3 separate regions of the Homo sapiens genome follow, and regions 2 and 3 are each linked to region 1. The links are chromatin loops, found by intact Hi-C in ENCODE. Cell type or tissue: PC-9. All regions are shown on one strand. Links, peaks and the distances in the headings refer to the core of each region. The heading gives the core; the rest is flanking DNA.

Region 1 (6,058 bases), core at 1,533-4,032:
ACTACAGGCGTCCACCACCACACCTGGCTAATTTTTTGTATTTTTGGTAGAGACGGGGTTTCACCGTGTTAGCCAGGATGGTCTTGATTTCCTGACCTCGTGATCTGCCCCGCCTTGGCCTCCCAAAGTGCTGGGGTAACAGGCGTGAGCCACTGCACCCGGCCCCACATTCAAACTTCTTATCACAACTTGCAAAGTTCTGCATGATCCGGGCTTAGCACCTCCCTTCTCCTGCTGTGCTCTAGCCGGCTCACTTTGCCTCAGCCACGCTGGCCTGTGTCCATTCTTGGAACTAGTACTGGCCAGGCTTGCTCCTGCCCCAGGGCCTTTGCCTGCGCTGTGCCTTCTGCCTGAAGTGTCATTCTCTTTGCATTTCTCATGGCTGGATACTTACACTGTTTTTAATTCTCAGCTTCAACATATTTTCATCCAAGTCTTCCCTTACCCACTTTGCAAAGGAAAGACCCACCTCCCATACACTCATTGTGTTATAGTGCATCCCTCTTGATTTCTAGCATGTCTCTTGTTACAATCTACAGTTTGTTGTTTTTTTCTTTCAGATGGAGTCTTGCTCTGTCGCCCAGGCTGGAGTGCAGTGGTGTGACCTCAACTCACTGCAACCTCTGCCTCCCGGGTTCAAGTGATTCTCGTGCCTCAGCCTCCCAAGTAGCTGGGACTACACGCGTCCACCACCACGCCCAGCTAATTTTTGTATTTTTAGTGGAGATGGGGTTTCACCATGTTGGTCAGGCTGGTCTGGAAGTCCTGACCTCATGATCCGCCAGCCTCGGTCTCCCAAAGTGCTGGGATTGCAGGCATGAGCCGCCGCACCCAGCCAACAGTAACAGTCTTTTCAAAATGCCTGGTCCATAGTACGTGCTCGACAAATATTTGTGAAATCACTGGATACATAAGACAGTTCCAGGGAAGGGGAGTAGCTTGCTCAGAACAGGGAAGCTGCCCAGGAGTCTTTCCCCTGATTCTCAGACCACGATCCCGTGCTCAGCTCCTCGCGGATTCAAGGCTGATGAAGGCAAGGGCCACACTGTCACCCACTCTTTGAAAGCCCCAAACCAGAAGTCATTCCGGGGTGGCTGTTCAAGGTTCTTCACTGATCAGGTCTCTTGGTAACAAGTGTTGGCCTCCCACAGGTACATGTCAGCATCTCCTTCCTTTCAGAGGCTGAATGCTTGTCCATTTATGTAGATCCCACACTTTCTTTACACATTCATTCATTGATGGCACTTACATTGCTTCCATTTCTTGGTTTTTGTGAATAATGCTGTTAAGAACATCAACGTATAAATTATCTCTTCCGGCCGAGCGTGGTGGCTCACGCCTGTAATCCCAGTACTTCGGGAGGCCAAGGAGGGTGGATCACTTGGGCCCAGGAGTTCAAGACTAGCCTAGGCAACATGGTGAAACCCTGTCTCTACAAAAGTAAAATAAAATAAAATTAAAATTAAAAGTAGCTGGGCTTGGTGGTGCATGCCTGTAGTCCCAACTATTCAGGAGGCTGAAGTGAGAAGGTCGCTCGAGCCCAGGAGGTCGAGGCTGCAATAAGTAAGCCAAGATCACACTACTGTATTACTCACCAGGCAACAGAGAGAGAGACCCTGTCTCAAAAATAAATACACAGATAGGCTGGGGGCAGTGACTCATGCCTGTAATCCTTGGCTTGGGAAGCCGAGGAGGGTGGATCACCTGAGGTCAGGAGTTCAAGACCACCCGGGTCAACATGGCAAAACCCCATCTCTACTAAAAATACAAAAATTAGCTGGGCATGGTGTTAGGTGCCTGTAGTCCCAGCTACTCGGGAGACTGAGGCAGCAGAATCACTTAAACCCAGGAGGCAGAGGTTGCAGTGAGCTGAGATCGCACCACTGCATTCCAGCCTGGCTGACAGAGTGAGACTCCGTCTCAAAAAATACATACATACATACATACATATCTCTTCAAGATCCTGCTTGGAATTCTTTTGGGTATCTCCCCAGAAATGGAATTGCTGGATCCCATGGTAATTCTATTTTATGAGTTAGAACTTGATGGCCTGAATTTTTGTGGTGTCAGCTGCAGACTCACAGTGAGGGAAGCCCAGGAGGGGATGGGCTTTAAGAGGATGATGCTGCAACAGAGGGGCTTTAGTTAACACGGATGTGCTGTGTTCTTGAGCCTTCCTAAGAGAGTAGATTGTAAGTGTTCTTACCACACACACAAAAATGATAAATGTGAGGCAATGCACATGTAAATTAGCTCAATTTAGCCTTTTCACAACGTATACTATTTCAGCACATCATGTTGTACACCATAAGTACATACAATTTTTATTTGCCCTAAAAAATAAATCAGTAATGCTTAAAAAAATTAAATTTCATATTGTAGGGGGGGAAACAGTGCATGATGTTGCAATGTACTGCGTTTCATTTCCTGAAGCGTCAGCGAAAGACCAGCCCTGGGGTAGAAGACCGGAGCGGAGGGAGCGTGGCCTCCCCAGCTCCCCACTTCCTTCTCAAGCTGCAGGCTGAACTAGGGTCTCTGGAACTGGGCTAAGGCGCCCCCGTGTCTGCAGCCTCTCTGCGGGGCTTCATGGACTCCAGCAAAAGGCTTGAGGCTGGAAACGAGGGTATGAGCGTGCGGAGAGGTAGGGTGAGGTTGGGTTTCTGCAAGGAAATAATAATCACCGTGCTTAACTGATGTACTAGGCACCAGGCTGAAGGCCCCATCAGCTGGCGAGGCTGGGAGAGAAATTGACATCCCCTCTTGCTGCCCCGCCGTTGGCTGGAAACAGTCATGAGCCGCCACCTAGCGGCGAAAATGACAGCAACAACTTGGACCTAGAGCTGGGGCCACGGAACGAAAGGCGTCATCCCTTTAAATTAGGACAATTGCCCTCTCTCAGGGCAGCTTCTCTGTTCTGGTTACCTGCTGACTTACACCCAGTCACCCCAAACTTCGTGGCAAAAAACAACTGCTATTTATCCATCCATCCTTCCTTCCTTCCTTCCTTCCTTCTTTCCTTCCTTCCTTCCTTCCTTCCTTCCTTTTATGAGGCAGAGTCTCGCTCTGTCGTCCAGGCTGGAGTGCAGTGGTGCGATCTTGGCTCACTGCAGCCTCCATCTCCCGGGTTCAAGCGGGATTCCCCTGCCTCAGCCTCCCTGCTAGCTGGGATTACAGGTACGAGCCACCACGCCCAGCTAATTTTTGTATTTTTAGTAGAGACGGGGTTTCACCACGTTGGCCAGGCTGGTCTTGAATTCCTGACCTTAGGTGACCCGCCTGCCTCAGCCTCCCAAAGTGCTGGGATTACAGGTGTGAGCCACCACGCCCGGCTATAGTTTATTTATACTCGTAGATTCTAGCAGTCAAGAATTTGGACAGAGTACAGCAAGGGTGGTTTTATCTGCAGCCTCAGCTGCAAAGACTGGAATGGAGGGTGCCGGAATTATCTGGAAGATCTGGGAGCGTCTTCACTCATACGTCCGGTGTCTGGGCTGGATGACTCCACGGTTGTGCGCAGCTGGAGGACAGCTGACCCGAGTGCCCACACGTGGCCTCTCTGTGTGACTTGGGCTTCCTCACAGCATGGTGGTCTCAGGACAGGCAGACTTCCTGCATGACGTTTGGTTCAGCAAACAAGGCAGAAGGTGAATCACCTTTTATGATCTAGACTCAGAAGTTGCCTCTAGGCTGGAGTGCAGTGGTGTAATTATAGCTCACTGCAGCCTTGACCTCCTGGACTCAAGAGATCCTCCTGCCTCAGCCTCCCAAATAGTTGGAACTACAGGCATATGCCACCATGCCTGGATAATTTTTAGTTTATTTGTTAAATGTAGAGACGGTGTCTATTCTGACTCTATCAGCCGAAGCAGTCAGGGACTCACCAATATTTCAGAGCAAGGAGCTATAGACTGCACCTGTAGAAGGGAGAATGTCAGCTGGGCGCGGTGGCTCATGCCTGTAATCCCAGCACTTTGGGAGGCCGAGGCAGGTGGATTACCTGAGGTCAGGAGTTTGAGACCAGCCTGGCTAACATGGTGAAACCCCGTTTCTACTAAAAATACACACACACACACACACACACACACACACACACACACACACACACACAAAATTAGCCAGGCATGGTGGCGGGTGCCTGTAATCCCAGCTACTCTGGAGGCTGAGGCAGGAGAATTGCCTGAACCTGGGAGGTGGAGGTTGCAGTGAGCTGAGATCGTGCCATTGCACTCTAGCTTGGACAACAAGAGCGAAACTCCATCTCAAAAAAAAAAAAAAAAAAAGAAGAGAGAATGTCTAACAACTTGCAGCTGTGTTTTAAAACTGGATGTTCTCCCTGAGGACTTGAATATAAAGCTTTGTCAGTTGCTTGGTGTGGTGAAGCAATGAGAGTGTTTTTTTCGGGGGAGGAGGTGTCAGATAGATCAAGAATTTATAATTAGCATAAGAAATGTACTTCTTAACAAAGCCAGCCTGGGCAACATAGTGAGATTCCCATCTCTACAAAAAAAAAAAAAAAAAAATTAGCCCAGTGTGGTGGTGCACACCTGTGGCCCCAGCTACTTGGGAGGCTGAGGCAGGAGGATTGCTTGAGCCTGGGAGGTCAAGGCTGCAGTGAGCTATGATTGTGCCACTGCACTCCAGTCTGTGTGACAGTGCAAGACCCTGTCTCAAAAAATAAAAAGAAAAAAAAAGAAACATACTAAAAAAGGACACATATTAGCAATATGAAACAAGAACAATTTTCCATAAAGCAAGAGGCTTATGGAAATAAAAAGTATAAAAATACATGATGGTAAAAAATATATAACATTATCCTCTAACAGAATAGGCAGTAGGGTGGGTGCCGTGGCTCACGCCTGTAATCCCAGCACTTTGAGAGGCTGAGGTGGGATGATCACTTGAGACCAGGAGTTCGAGACCAGTCTGGGCAACATGGTGAGACCGTGTCTCTTTAAAAAAAAAAAAAAAAAAGGCAGAATTGATACAGCTGAAGAAAAATGAACAAGTAAGAAAATGTGGTGGAGGAACTTCTCCAGGAAGCTGATATAATTATATTAAGATCAGAAAAAATAAGAGAAAAGTCATCGTACGATATAAGGGACAGGTGTTTCTCAAAATCCAAAATCTTCTCTGCTAAGAGAATCCTGATTTTGTTTTTGTTTTTGTTTCTTGAGATGCAGTCTTGCTCTGTCGCCCAGGCTAGAGTGCAGTGGTGCAATCTCAGCTCACTGCAAACTCCACCTCCCAGATTCAAGTGATTCTCCTGCCTCAGCCTCCCCAGTAGCTGGATTACAGGTGCTCGCCACCACACCCAGCTAATTTTTGAATTTTTAGTAGAGACGGGGTTTCACCATGTTGGTCAGGCTGGTCTCAAACTCCTGACCTCGTGATTCGCCCACCTCAGCCTCCCAAAGTGCTGGGATTACAGGCCTGAGCCACCGCACCCAGCCGAGAACCCTGATTTTGTTCAGGTGTCAGTTGGCCACCCTTGTTCCTTGGAGACTTGGCCCTTTTCTAGTTTCAGGCATGAATCTTGATTAGTCTAAGGCTTAGTGACGTGCTGGTTGTGAAAGTGTGGTCCCTGAACCAGCAGCGTCAGCATCACCTGGGAGCTCGTCAGAAAGGCAAATTCTTGAGCCCCACCCCAGACCTACTGAATCAGTCAGAAACTCTGAAGGTGAGCTTTTCCTTTCTCCTCCTCTCCAACCTATGGTTTGACAAGTCCTCCAGGTGATTCTGATGCACACTGAAGTTTAAACACCTTTAGCCCAGTTAGGTAAACTCACGCCCACTGCTAGTGGTTATTTAAGGAAGGGGCTGGATGCAATTGTGTTTCTTGAGATGTGAGTGGAAATCTCGTGGGAGGCTTCCTCATGTTGGAGAGGGCCGCGTTGGAAGGGCCTTTCTATGCCCTTCGTCTGCTTTTTATCTCATCCTTTCCAAAAAATTAACTTTTTATTTATTTATTTGAGACAGAGTCTTGCTCTTGTCGCCCAGGCTGGAGTGCAGTGGCGCGATCTCGGCTCACTGCAACCTCCACCTCCTGGGTTCAAGCAAT
Region 2 (6,058 bases), core at 3,329-5,828, 140 kb before region 1:
ATCCAGCCTTCCACAAGAAGCTGGTGGAGCAGAGTGTTCCCTGACTCCTCCAAGGAAAGGAGACTCCCTTTCGTGGTCTGCTAAGTAACGGGTGCCTTCCCAGACACTGGCGTTACCACTTGACCAAGGACCCCTCAAGCGGCCCTGATGTGCGCGTGACAGAGGGCTCACCTCTTGCCTTCTAGGTCACTTCTCACCATGTCCCTTCAGCACCTGACCCTATACCTGCCGGTTATTCCTAGCTTACATTAGTAATGCAGCAAAGAGTAATATTAAAAGCTAATGATTAATAATGTTTATAATAATGATTGATAATTGTCCATGATCATCTCTACATCTAATTTGTATTATGACTATTCTTATTCTAACTATTTTGTTTATTATACTGAAACAGTTTGTGCCTTCAGTCTCTTGCCTGGGCACCTAGGTAATCCTCCGCCTACATATTTCCCGGACCTCAGGAGAATCACAAATACACAAATAAATATAAGCCCTACAAAATTCCCAGATCAGGCCCGGCGGGTGGCTCACGTCTGTAATCCCAGCACTTTGGGAGGCTGAGGCGGGTGGATCACGAGGTTAGGAGATCGAGACCATCCTGGCCAACATGGTGAAACCCCGTCTTTACTAAAAATACAAAAATTAGCCGGGCGTGGTGGAGGGCACCTGTAGTTCCAGCTACTCATGAGGCTGAGGCAGGAGAATCGCTTGAACCTGGGAGGCGGAGGTTGTAGTGAGCCGAGATCGCGCCACACTGCACTCCAGCCTGGGAGACAGAGCGGGACTCCGTCTGAAAAAAAAAAAAAAAAAAAAAAAAAAAAAATATATATATATATATATATATATATATATATATATATATATTCCATGATCAGCCGGCGCGGAGGCTCACGCCTGTAGTCCCAACACTGGGAGGACAAGGCGGGAGGATCGCTTAAGCCCAGGAGTTCAAGACCAGCCTGGGCAACACAGCAAGACCTCGTCTCTATTTAAAAAAAAGTTTTAAAGAAAATTCGATGATCACAGAACCCGCTATCTGCATCTACATCCGCAAAAGCAATTGGGGAGAGATACCGCAAGGGAGGGAAGGGTTCCCCTGGAAGGGGAGAAGGAAAGGCCAGCTGGGGCACACACTGTCGTTGGATGAGGAAAGGCCTCCTTTTCATTTCTGCAGCGTCCACTCTTGAGCTCCAACCCACTCCATCGCTGTCTTCTTAAAGGACGCCTCGCCCACCCTTCTCTCCCATCCCATGCCTGAATCCCTTCTGGAAGGCATCCGAAAGAACAGCTATAGAACTCTGGGGTGATACGTTGGTTAACTCGGGAAAGAACTCAAGGACACTGGACTAGAACGTGGTGGGATTCCTAGGTCGGTTTCGGGGCCATCCCCGCCGCCTATCCTTCGCCCTAGGTCACCTGGAGGTGGCTGGAAGGCCAGTGGACTCCACATTTAGGGAGAGTGGTTACAAGAGGACTCGGATTCCCCCACCTTCCCTTCGGCTTTGGGAATCCCAGGAAACCCGCCCCGAACCCCTGAAAAGTCCCAGAGAAGGTAAGCTGGGCGTCCAGAGTCCCTCCCAGGCGCCGCCGCAGCGTCCCGCCCAGCCTCGCGGGGCACGCCGGGAGGCGGAGTTCTCGGTCGTGTCCCGAGAGTGGCTGGTCCGCAGGCTCGGACTACCAGTCCCAGAATGCACTGCGCCCGCAGCCCGGGGCGGGCCGTGGTTGCCCCTGGCAACAGAGAGGGTCTCCCGGGAGCGGGGACTGGGAAGCGCTCCCGAGCCGGGGAGGCGCAGAGCCCGACCAGAGAGAGGCGGGGACGCGGGTAGAGCGACCAAGAGGTGTGGAGGCCGGAAGAGACTGACCGCGCCGGCCCTTGGAGAGACCCCTTTCCTGAGAGGGGGCGCACAGAGAGGATGCCGAAGCCAGCGAGATCTAGAGAGAGGGAGACAGGGATTGAATCACAGAGACACTTAGAGGGAGGGAGAGACCTCAAAGACAGAGAGATTCACAGGGCCAGAGAGACACGTAGAGTGGGTCAGAGAAGAGGACAGAGGACAGAGACATAGAAAAGACAGGAGGGAGAGAGACTGAATCACAGAGACACAGGGAGAGAGGGAGAGACCTCAGAGATGGAGAGAGACTCACAGGGCCAGATAGACACATGGAGTGGGTCAGAGAAGGGGACAGAGAGAGAGACACAGAAAAGGGAAGAGGGAGAGAGACTGAATCACAGAGACACAGAGAGGGAAGTCTCTATCTAGAGACCCTCGACAGAGATTCCTAGAGCCAGAGACAGAGATTCAGAGAGCCAGAGACACAGAGAGATTCATAGAGACATATAGAGAGATTCAGAGAGCCTGAATCACAGAGATTCACAGAGCCAACGAGACAAACAGAGAGATTCATAGAGCCAGAGACACAGATTCGGAGAGTCAGAGAGACATAGAAAGATTCATAGAGCCAGAGACACAGAGATTCAGAGAGTCAGAGAGACATAGAGAGACATTCATAGAGCCAGAGACACAGAGAGATTCATAGACATATAGAGAGATTCAGAGAGCCTGAATCACAGAGATTCACAGAGCCAAAGAGACAAACAGAGAGATTCATAGAGCCAGAGACACAGAGGGATTCGGAGAGTCAGAGAGACATAGAAAGAGATTCATAGAGCCAGAGACACAGAGATTCATAGAGACATAGAGATTCATAGAGCCAGAGACACAGAGATTCAGAGAGTCAGAGAGACATAGAAAGACATTCATAGAGCCAGAGACACAGAGAGATTCAGAGTCAGAGAAACATAGAGATTCATAGAGCCAGAGACACAGAGAGATTCAGAGTCAGAGAGACATAGAGAGACATTCATAGAGCCGGAGACACAGAGAGATTCAGAGTCAGAGAGACATAGATTTATAGAGCCAGAGACACAGATTCAGGGAGTCAGAGAGACATAGAGAGACATTCATAGAGCCGGAGACACAGATTCAGAGTCAGAGAGACATAGACATTCATAGAGCCAGAGACACAGATTCAGAGAGTCAGAGAGATGAATAGATTCAGAGAGCCAGAGACACAGGGAGAGTGAATCACAGACACAGAGGGACGGGGAGATCCCCAGAAACAGAAAGAGATTCATAGAGCCAGAGAGACAAATAGAGATTGGGTCAGAGAGAAAGGGACAGAGACAGAGACAGAGAAGAGAAGAGGGAGAGAGATTGGGTCAGAGAGAAAGGGACAGAGACAGAGAAGAGAAGAGGGAGAGAGAGACTGAGTCATAGACAGGAGAGAGACCCCCCTAGCATCAGAGAGAGAGAGAGAGATCAACAGAGCCAGAGAGGGACAAGTACAGAGAAACAGATGGAACCAGAGAGATATAGGAAGAGACAAACAAAAACAGAGACGGAGTTGCAGAACCGGAGGAAGGGAGAGAGACAGAGACAAAGGCATTTATAAAGACGGGTGGAGGTGAGGAGAGAGAGGGAGAGACAGGGGCAAGCATTTAGAGAGTGACTCCCAGAGAGGAAGACAGAGACGGACTCCCAAAGAGATCAAGTTGCAGAGGGAGGGGGAGACAGAGTCACAGCCTGAGAGAGAATAGAGATTCACAGAGCCAGAGAGACAAAGACAGGGAAAGAAACAAACTCAGGGAGACAGAGGCGGAAGAATTTATCAGACGTAGAGGGAGAGACAGAGGGAGACTGATTCACAGTGAGGCAGACCAAGACCCCGAGAAGAACCACGACACCAAGACCCAGAGATGGCGACAGATACAGATGGAGACACACAGCAGAGGAAATAGAGAAATAGAAAGAAATAGAAACAGCATTTCTCGGAGACAGGGAAAAGAAAACAGATCCACTGAGAGGCAGAAACAGAGACACATCGAGAAAGCTCGCTCCAGGAATAGAGGGAGAGGGACAGAGGTCACAAGAAAGACACACGCAGGCAGAGAGCTACACAAATAATGGAGAGGCCAGGGGAGGAAATAAAGACTCAGCCGGCATCGGAGAAAGTGAGAACCTTAGCGCCCTGCCTGTCCACTGCTGGACCCCTAGCGTGGAGCATAAAGTTTGTTGAAGGAAGGAGAGGGGCAGGGTCAGACACAGGGACCCCAGGGCGCCCACAGGACACACGAGGCACCCTAGTGGGGGAGGAACGCGGGGCAGGATGACAGATTGCAGGGTGGTGGGGGGGAGCCAGGCTCAGAGGATGCCCCTCCCTCCAGCCAGCCCCCGGAGTGGGTGTGTGCACGTGTGGGGGGCGGGGAGGGAGGACATTTGTCCCGTGTCTCCGGGAGGGGAGCGCCTTTAAGCCGAAACCCCGCCCTCTCGGTCGTCCTGGCAACGCCTCCCCCAACCCGGGGCTCCCACATTTCAGCAGGTGCCGGAGCTGGAGCTCCCACCGCCGCCGCCCGTGCCTCCGGCTGCCGGCGCCCCTGCCTTTGGCTCTTCCTCCCCACTCGCCCGCTCCCCCTGGCGGAGCCGGCGCGCCCGGGGTGCCGCTCCCTGCCTGGCGCGCTCCGCACCTGGAGGTGCCTTGCCCCTCTCCTGCCCACCTCGGAATTTCCCTGTGGCTCCTTTGATCCTTCGAGTCTCCAGCTCCTCTCCCTTCCACCTGTTTCCCCCAAGAAAGGCAGGATCCTGGTCCCTGCTACGTTTCTGGGGCCATGGCTGGTCTGGGCCCCGGCGTAGGCGATTCAGAGGGGGGACCCCGGCCCCTGTTTTGCAGAAAGGGGGCCCTGAGGCAGAAGGTGGTCCACGAAGTCAAGAGCCACAAGTTCACCGCTCGCTTCTTCAAGCAGCCCACCTTCTGCAGCCACTGCACCGACTTCATCTGGTGAGGGAAGGGGGCTGGGGGACTGGGGGACGAGGGGACTAGGGGTGCAGACTCCTATCACGCCGACCCCTGTGGAAGGAAGAAGGAGGGGGCTGTAGTCCCGACTCCCAGGTTCTAGGATGGCCAGGGAACGCTGGGAGCTTCGACTCCTGGGTTTCAGTGAGGAGGAGGCTGGTTCCTGGAGTGCTGGGTCCGAGGGAGGAGGAGGCTGGAGGACAGAGGTCCTGGAGTCTTGGGTCTGAGGGAGGAAGGGCCTGGGGGGCTGGGAGCCTGGATTCCTGGGTCTGAAGGAGGAAGAAACTGGGGGCTGAACTCCAGTCTAAGGGAAGAAGGGCTGGGGGCCAAAATTTCTGGGTTCTAGAAAGAGGAGGTGGCCGGGGCTTGGACACCTGGGCCCTGCGGGAGGAGGGTCAGAGAGCGCAGGCCCCCTGTGGCTCGCAGAGGTTGGGGGTCCAGGTACCCCTTTCTGCACTGACCTAGGATCCCTGACTCTTCCAGGGGTATCGGAAAGCAGGGCCTGCAATGTCAAGGTAAGAGCTGGGGACCGGGGCTCCTGGGACCCTCAGGAGGGTGGAGGCTGGGGCCCCACAGCTGAGGCTGCTTGACACACGTGTTCTCTGGTCCCCAGAGAGGCGCGGGGGAGCCCGGGGCGGGGGGTGTGGCAGAGACACAGCCTGTGGTGGGGAGGGAGCTTTGATGGTGGGGCCACCGCGGAGGTGGTGCTGGGGGCCCCTCCCTCGGCCGGCTCCAGGTGGGGACAGATATTTGGAGAATCTGTTGCCATGGGAACATGGAGATTTGGAAAAGGGGAGCTGAAGGGGGGAAGGGGGAGGGGGCTGGAGATGCAAAGTCAGAGCCCCCCCCCACCCCAGGCTGCCGTCGCCATGACAACACCAGCCGTCCTAGGCAGGGGCAGGCCGGGTGGGGTCACCAATGGGCGAGTGGGGGCCGGGCGGGGCCGGCAGTTCTGGGGGGCGGGAGAGGGGGGCGAGTCCTTGAGCACCAGCTGCTACTGCTGAGAACAGAGTGAGTCAGGGTGGGGGGCGGGCCGGCAGCAGCGCCCCCAGACTCACTTCTGCCCAAGTTGCTGCTTCCTGGGCTGCGTCTGAAGATATTTCGGTTTTCGCTCTTTGAATCTGTCTGCCTCTCTCCTGGCTTTCTGATCTCCGTCCGTGGGCCTGTGTCTGTTTGTCAATGGGATCCTATTTTCTTTCTCTCTTTT
Region 3 (5,363 bases), core at 1,564-4,063, 120 kb before region 1:
CTGTAATCCAAGCACTTTGGGAGGCCGAAGTGGGCAGATCACTTGAGGTCAGGAGTTTGAGACCAGCCTGGCCAATATGATGAAACCCCATCTCTAAATCTTTGCCTTGGTATCATTTTTTGTAACCTCAGAAGACTGTGAACTACTCATCCAACCAGGAGAATGCTTTTAGGGTGTTTCCTGCAGTTTTTCCTCTCTTCTATTTAACTGACATGTTGCATAATTAACAGCCTGCTGATTTACATAGCAGATAAAGAGAGGCAGAATAGTACAGAGATGCACAGATCTGAGGCATCCGAGATAGGAAATGAGAGAACCTGAGAAGGAGAGAGATCAAGCTTTGGTGGTTTGGTCTGATCTCTCCTGAGGGTGTGGTCAGGTGTGCATGTGGGGCGTGTGATGGGTCAGGCATGTTCCCGGTGGGGTGAGGAGGGTGTGGAAGGTTTGGGGAAAGGCAGTTGGGCATGTCCCTGACTCTCTATCCCCTCCACTTTGATAGCCTCCCTTCGATGGGGAGGACGAGGAGGAGCTGTTTCAGGCCATCATGGAACAAACTGTCACCTACCCCAAGTCGCTTTCCCGGGAAGCCGTGGCCATCTGCAAGGGGGTGAGAGCCCCCTGACTCCCAGCTTCTCCAGGCTCACAACCACACACCCCATTGCTGTCTCTGTGCCTATTAGAAAAATGCTCCCATTCCTGAAGTCACTTTACTTCCATCTGTTGGAAAAGTTGATATGATGCATAGGTTTTGTTAGAACAATGATTTCCAGCCCTGTTGCCACGAGGCCTGGAGATGGCCTCTGTCTCATCCTTCTCTGTGACTCCCACTCCCCAGCTCCCTGCTTGCAGGAAGTGCTGAAAGTCCAGGGTGTCTGTCTGTCTAGAACTGGGTGGGTCAGGTAAACCCAACTTCTGCAGCTTTTCTTCCTGTGTGAACTTGGGTGAGTCACCAAAACTTTGTGAGCTTAACTCTCTTCAGGGGTTATGGAGTTGACACAGAAGAAAGCACCTGGCCCATAGCAGATTTTCAGCCCATGTCAGCACCTTCTGCGTCTAGCTGCTCTCTCTGCATCTCCCTGACAGTCTCTCTGGTTTCTGTCTCATGCCTCCCCTCCATCTGCATACGATGGGGCTCTCTGTGTTTCTTCCTTTTCTCTGTGTCTCCTTCTGCATCTCTGTCTACACTTTTGGGCCTTTGTCCAACCCCCCTACCCCCCATCTCTGTCCCCTCCTGTGTCCACTCTCATACACACACGCTACATCTCACCCTCCTCTCCTGCTGGCTTTCTGTCCTCCCTTTTCTCTGGGTCTCTGTCCCCATATTTGGTCTTTATTCCTCCCTCTGGGTGTGTGTTTCCTGGGTCTCTATCCTTCTCTCTTTCTGAATCTCTGTCCCCCTGGGTCTCCTCTGTCTCCTCCCTTCTCTGAGTTTCTGCCTTCTTACCTGGGGTCTCTGTACCACCCTCTGAATTTCTATTTCCCCTTTTCTCTGGGTCTGCAACCTCTCTTCCCCCATTCCCTCCCTCTTCCCCTTCATCTCCTCTACCCTTCCCTCCCTCCCCCTACCGACCTCCCTCTGTCCTTCACTCTCCCCTTCCCTCCCTCCCCCTACCCTTCCCTCTCCCCGTCCCTCTCTCCCCTTCCCTCTCTCCCCCTACCCCTTTTCCCTCTCCTCTTCTCCATCTCCCTCATGATTTGTTCTGTTTCTCTGTGTGTCCCTGGGTCTCTGGGTATGAATTTCATCTGCTATCATTTTCATGTATCCTCTCCTTCTTCCTGTCTCTCTCTCTCTCTCTCTCACTCACTCTCACCCTCTGTCTCTCTCTCTCTCTGTCCCTCTTCCTCTCTCTCTCCTCTCTGTCTCTCTCTGTCTCGCTCTCTGTCTGTCTCCCTCCTCCTCCTCCTCCCTCCTCCTCCTCCTCCTCCTCCTCCTCCTCCTCCTCCTCCTCCTTCTTCTTCTTCTTCTTCTTCTTCTTCTTCTTCTTTTCTTCTCTCTCTCTCTCCTTTCTTTTCCCTTCCTCCCTCCATTTGCCTGTTTCCCCTGGCTGTTCTTATCTCTCCGGATCTCATGCCTGTGTCTCTTGGTTCCTCCATCTGCCTGTCTCTGTCCCTCTTTCTCTGGGTCTACCTGTCCGGCACTCTGTCTGTTTGTCTGTCTGTCTCTCTCTGTGTTTCCCACAGTTCCTGACCAAGCACCCAGGGAAGCGCCTGGGCTCAGGGCCTGATGGGGAACCTACCATCCGTGCACATGGCTTTTTCCGCTGGATTGACTGGGAGCGGCTGGAACGATTGGAGATCCCGCCTCCTTTCAGACCCCGCCCGGTCAGTCACCCTCCAGGCAACAAAAACCTGGTCCCTGAAGGGGTGGGGTTCCCCTGGGCCTCAATATACCTGTATGTGGGGGTGGGGTTCCCTCTGCAGAGCCCCCCGCCCCCAACAAAAGGAGGTGCAGACACCATGAAGCATGAATAGAGATTCTGCAGGAGACAGGAGATGAGACTGGGGTACACAGAGGGACACCCGAGGAGCCCTCGGAGCTGCTTAACTTTCCCTCCCCCACGTCTCCCACAGTGTGGCCGCAGCGGCGAGAACTTTGACAAGTTCTTCACGCGGGCGGCGCCAGCGCTGACCCCTCCAGACCGCCTAGTCCTGGCCAGCATCGACCAGGCCGATTTCCAGGGCTTCACCTACGTGAACCCCGACTTCGTGCACCCGGATGCCCGCAGCCCCACCAGCCCAGTGCCTGTGCCCGTCATGTAATCTCACCCGCCGCCACTAGGTGTCCCCAACGTCCCCTCCGCCGTGCCGGCGGCAGCCCCACTTCACCCCCAACTTCACCACCCCCTGTCCCATTCTAGATCCTGCACCCCAGCATTCCAGCTCTGCCCCCGCGGGTTCTAGACGCCCCTCCCAAGCGTTCCTGGCCTTCTGAACTCCATACAGCCTCTACAGCCGTCCCGCGTTCAAGACTTGAGCGGAGCCCGATATTCTCCCTGACCTTAGCGTTCTGGACTCTGCCCCAATCGGGTCCAGAGACCACACCACTAACCATCCCCAACTCCATGGGGTTCGAGACTCCATCTTGGTAGTTCTGTGCCTCCCCCCAGACCCCGCCCCTGGGGAAATAGCCTCACGGGGTTGGCTGTTCCAGACTCAGGTTCCAGAACAGCCCTCGGCCTCCGAGGCTCCCCGCCTCCACTCTAGTTCTAGATGAGTGGGAGGCGTGCCCCCCTCCTCCAGTACGTCCCGCTGCTGTGCTCTGGGGATTTCTGGGATATATGGAGGATTCTTTCCCCAGAGGCTCCCAATCAGCTTTTGTTCTAGACTTCCCCATCCCGAAGCCATCACTTCTCCCCGCAGCCCGCCTGCCGTGCATGGCTCCTGTCTGGCTCGGACCCACCCCAACTCTCCCCAGTGCCTGCCACTCTCTGGGACTCTCCTCCTCCCCTCCTCTTCCCTTAGCCTCTCCCACCCGGCCACAGCTGCTGGAGAATAAATTTGGGATGCTGATGCTGAAGTGTTTGGATATTTTCTTGTAAGCTTGGAGAATGAACGGGGTGTGGAGGCGGGACAGTGACTGTACATAGACACAAACAGAGAAGGAAAGCACGGAGACCCACAAAGTGAGAGGGGAGACACCCACTGCAGGGGAGCAAGCAGAGAAGCGCGCGCAGACAGAGGCAGGAGACCCAGACAGACAGAGACAGGGAGAGAAAATATCACAGAGGGCACCAACGTGGACAGTGCACAGCGAGAGAGGGGCACGGAGATCACTGAGAGTGCCAGGTGGCGACCCCCGCGCAGAGACCCAGCGCGTCCGTGTTCACCAGAGCAGCCACGCAAGCTCACATGCACCCCCAGGCTCAGACACCGGGGAGAAGTCCTTCCCAAGCGGGGAGATCACAGTCTGGCCTCTTCTTGAGAGACCTAGAGACCTGATCAGAGGAAGAGACCCCCACGCCAGAGCAACCAAAAACAGCCAGAACCCGAGAGCCTAGGAATCGGCGACGGAGGCACACGGCAGGCAGACGCGCCTTCTGGGCCTCTTTCCCTTGACCCACTTGAGAGTCTGGGGAGTGCCGGGGACCGTGCAGATGGACTACATTTCCCCGCAGGCCTCGCGGCAGACCCTTCCCCCAAGTGCGGCTCCTTGCCGCCAGGGCTGATGGGAAATGTAGTCTCCGGTCAGGGCCAGACCAGTGGAGCGGTGTGCCTTGTCTGTGTGTTTGGAGGGGACTGAGCCCCAAAGCTTCGCAGTCTTCCTTGCGGACCCGGGCACGTCTTCTTCCCTGCAGTCTCCTGGGTTTCCATGACCCGGTCCGGGTGGATGCTGGGGCTGCCCCTCTCTCCCTCATCACCGCCGCGACACCCCCATCCAGTGCCCGCAGGCCCCAGCCCCCGCTCCGACCCTCGGCGGGCGGCCTGCCCCTTTAAGAGTGGCCCCGCTGACATCACGGCGGGGGGGGGGGGTGGCCCGGCTCCTGGCTCCGCGGCGGCTGCAGGACCCGACTCCGCTCTGCGCCCGCCCGCTGCTGTAGGGACCCCGGCCCGGGACGCCCCCTCCCGCTTCCTGCAGCCGTCCAGACCCCAGGCTCCGCCCCAGGCCTGGCTAGAGCCCCAGTCCTCGTCAGGGGACCCCCAGGATTGTCCCTGCTGTCTCTCCTTCTCAGAGTCTCTCTCTGTCTCTCTCTGTCTCTCTGTCTCTCTCTCTCTGCCTCTGTCTCTGTCTCTTCTCCAAGCTCAAGGTCTCTGGGTCTCAGCATCTCTCAGCCCCAGGCCTCTGGGCGTCCCCCTGTCTCTTTCTGTCTCTTCCTGGTCTCTGACCTCTCCACTTCCCAGGCCTCAGAATCTCTGCGCCTAGGTGGTGAGGGGTGGTCTTAAACTCTGTCTCTCTCCCTCTTTGTCTCTCTCTGTCTCTGTGTCTCCTTCAGTCTCCAGACCTGAGTCCCTGGATTTCTCGGCCTCAAGGTCTCGGCGTGACTTTCTCTCTCTGCCCTGTCTCTCTTTGTGCCTCTGCCCCTCTCGGGCTCTCTGCCTCTGTTTCTATTCTCTCTCCCTCTCTGCCTCCCCCATCCTCAAGGCCCATCTCCCTCCCTCGCTGCATCCTTCCCCCCTTCCCTCCCCGCCCCTCCCCTCCTCCGCAGTAGCCAATGAGCGGCCGCCGGTTCCTGCTCCCGGCTCCGTCCGCCGAGTGAGGCCGCGGCCGCGGGGGGTGGGGGGTGGGAGGCCGGGAGGGGGCCGGGACGCCGGGCTCCGGGGCGGGGGCGGGGGGCGCGGGCACCGGCGACCCCGGTGGCGGCGGCGGCGGCCGGGGGAAGCCTCGGGGCCGGTCATGCGGCTGCGGGGCCCGCGGCCCGGAGCGT

What was found. A loop is a pair of places that touch in the nucleus more often than their neighbours do. Peaks named below come from ENCODE experiments on the same cell type or tissue, not always from the same donor. Only the 100,000 strongest peaks of a DNase experiment are listed, where the experiment ranks them.
Region 2: a loop joins it to region 1, with 5 times the contacts of the local background. A loop is called at or near these places in 4 of 110 quality-filtered maps.
Region 3: a loop joins it to region 1, with 6 times the contacts of the local background. A loop is called at or near these places in 71 of 110 quality-filtered maps.

The regions. Positions count from the first base shown.
Region 1 is chr19:54,021,278-54,027,335 of GRCh38, forward strand. No RefSeq gene overlaps it. Among named protein-coding and RNA genes, the nearest start is that of CACNG6, 33 kb to the left of the region's middle. RefSeq lists a silencer at 1,512-1,715. In PC-9, for the core only: CTCF peaks have their summits at 2,803 (motif pointing left) and 3,011; DNase peaks (open chromatin) are centred at 2,804 and 3,634.
Region 2 is chr19:53,877,829-53,883,886 of GRCh38, forward strand. PRKCG (protein kinase C gamma) reads left to right here and starts at 4,369. Exons shown (of 18, transcript NM_002739.5): 1 at 4,369-4,836; 2 at 5,335-5,366. The coding sequence starts at 4,667. RefSeq lists an enhancer at 4,821-5,372. In PC-9, for the core only: a CTCF peak has its summit at 4,489 (motif pointing left); a DNase peak (open chromatin) is centred at 4,383; H3K4me3 peaks cover 1,958 bases.
Region 3 is chr19:53,904,136-53,909,498 of GRCh38, forward strand. It overlaps PRKCG (protein kinase C gamma), which reads left to right. Exons shown (of 18, transcript NM_002739.5): 16 at 500-607; 17 at 2,182-2,322; 18 at 2,572-3,517. The coding sequence ends at 2,760. It overlaps CACNG7 (calcium voltage-gated channel auxiliary subunit gamma 7), which reads left to right and starts at 5,143. Exons shown (of 6, transcript NM_031896.5): 1 at 5,143-5,363. RefSeq lists an enhancer at 3,228-3,769. In PC-9, for the core only: CTCF peaks have their summits at 2,843 and 3,042; no DNase peak of the experiment used is centred there.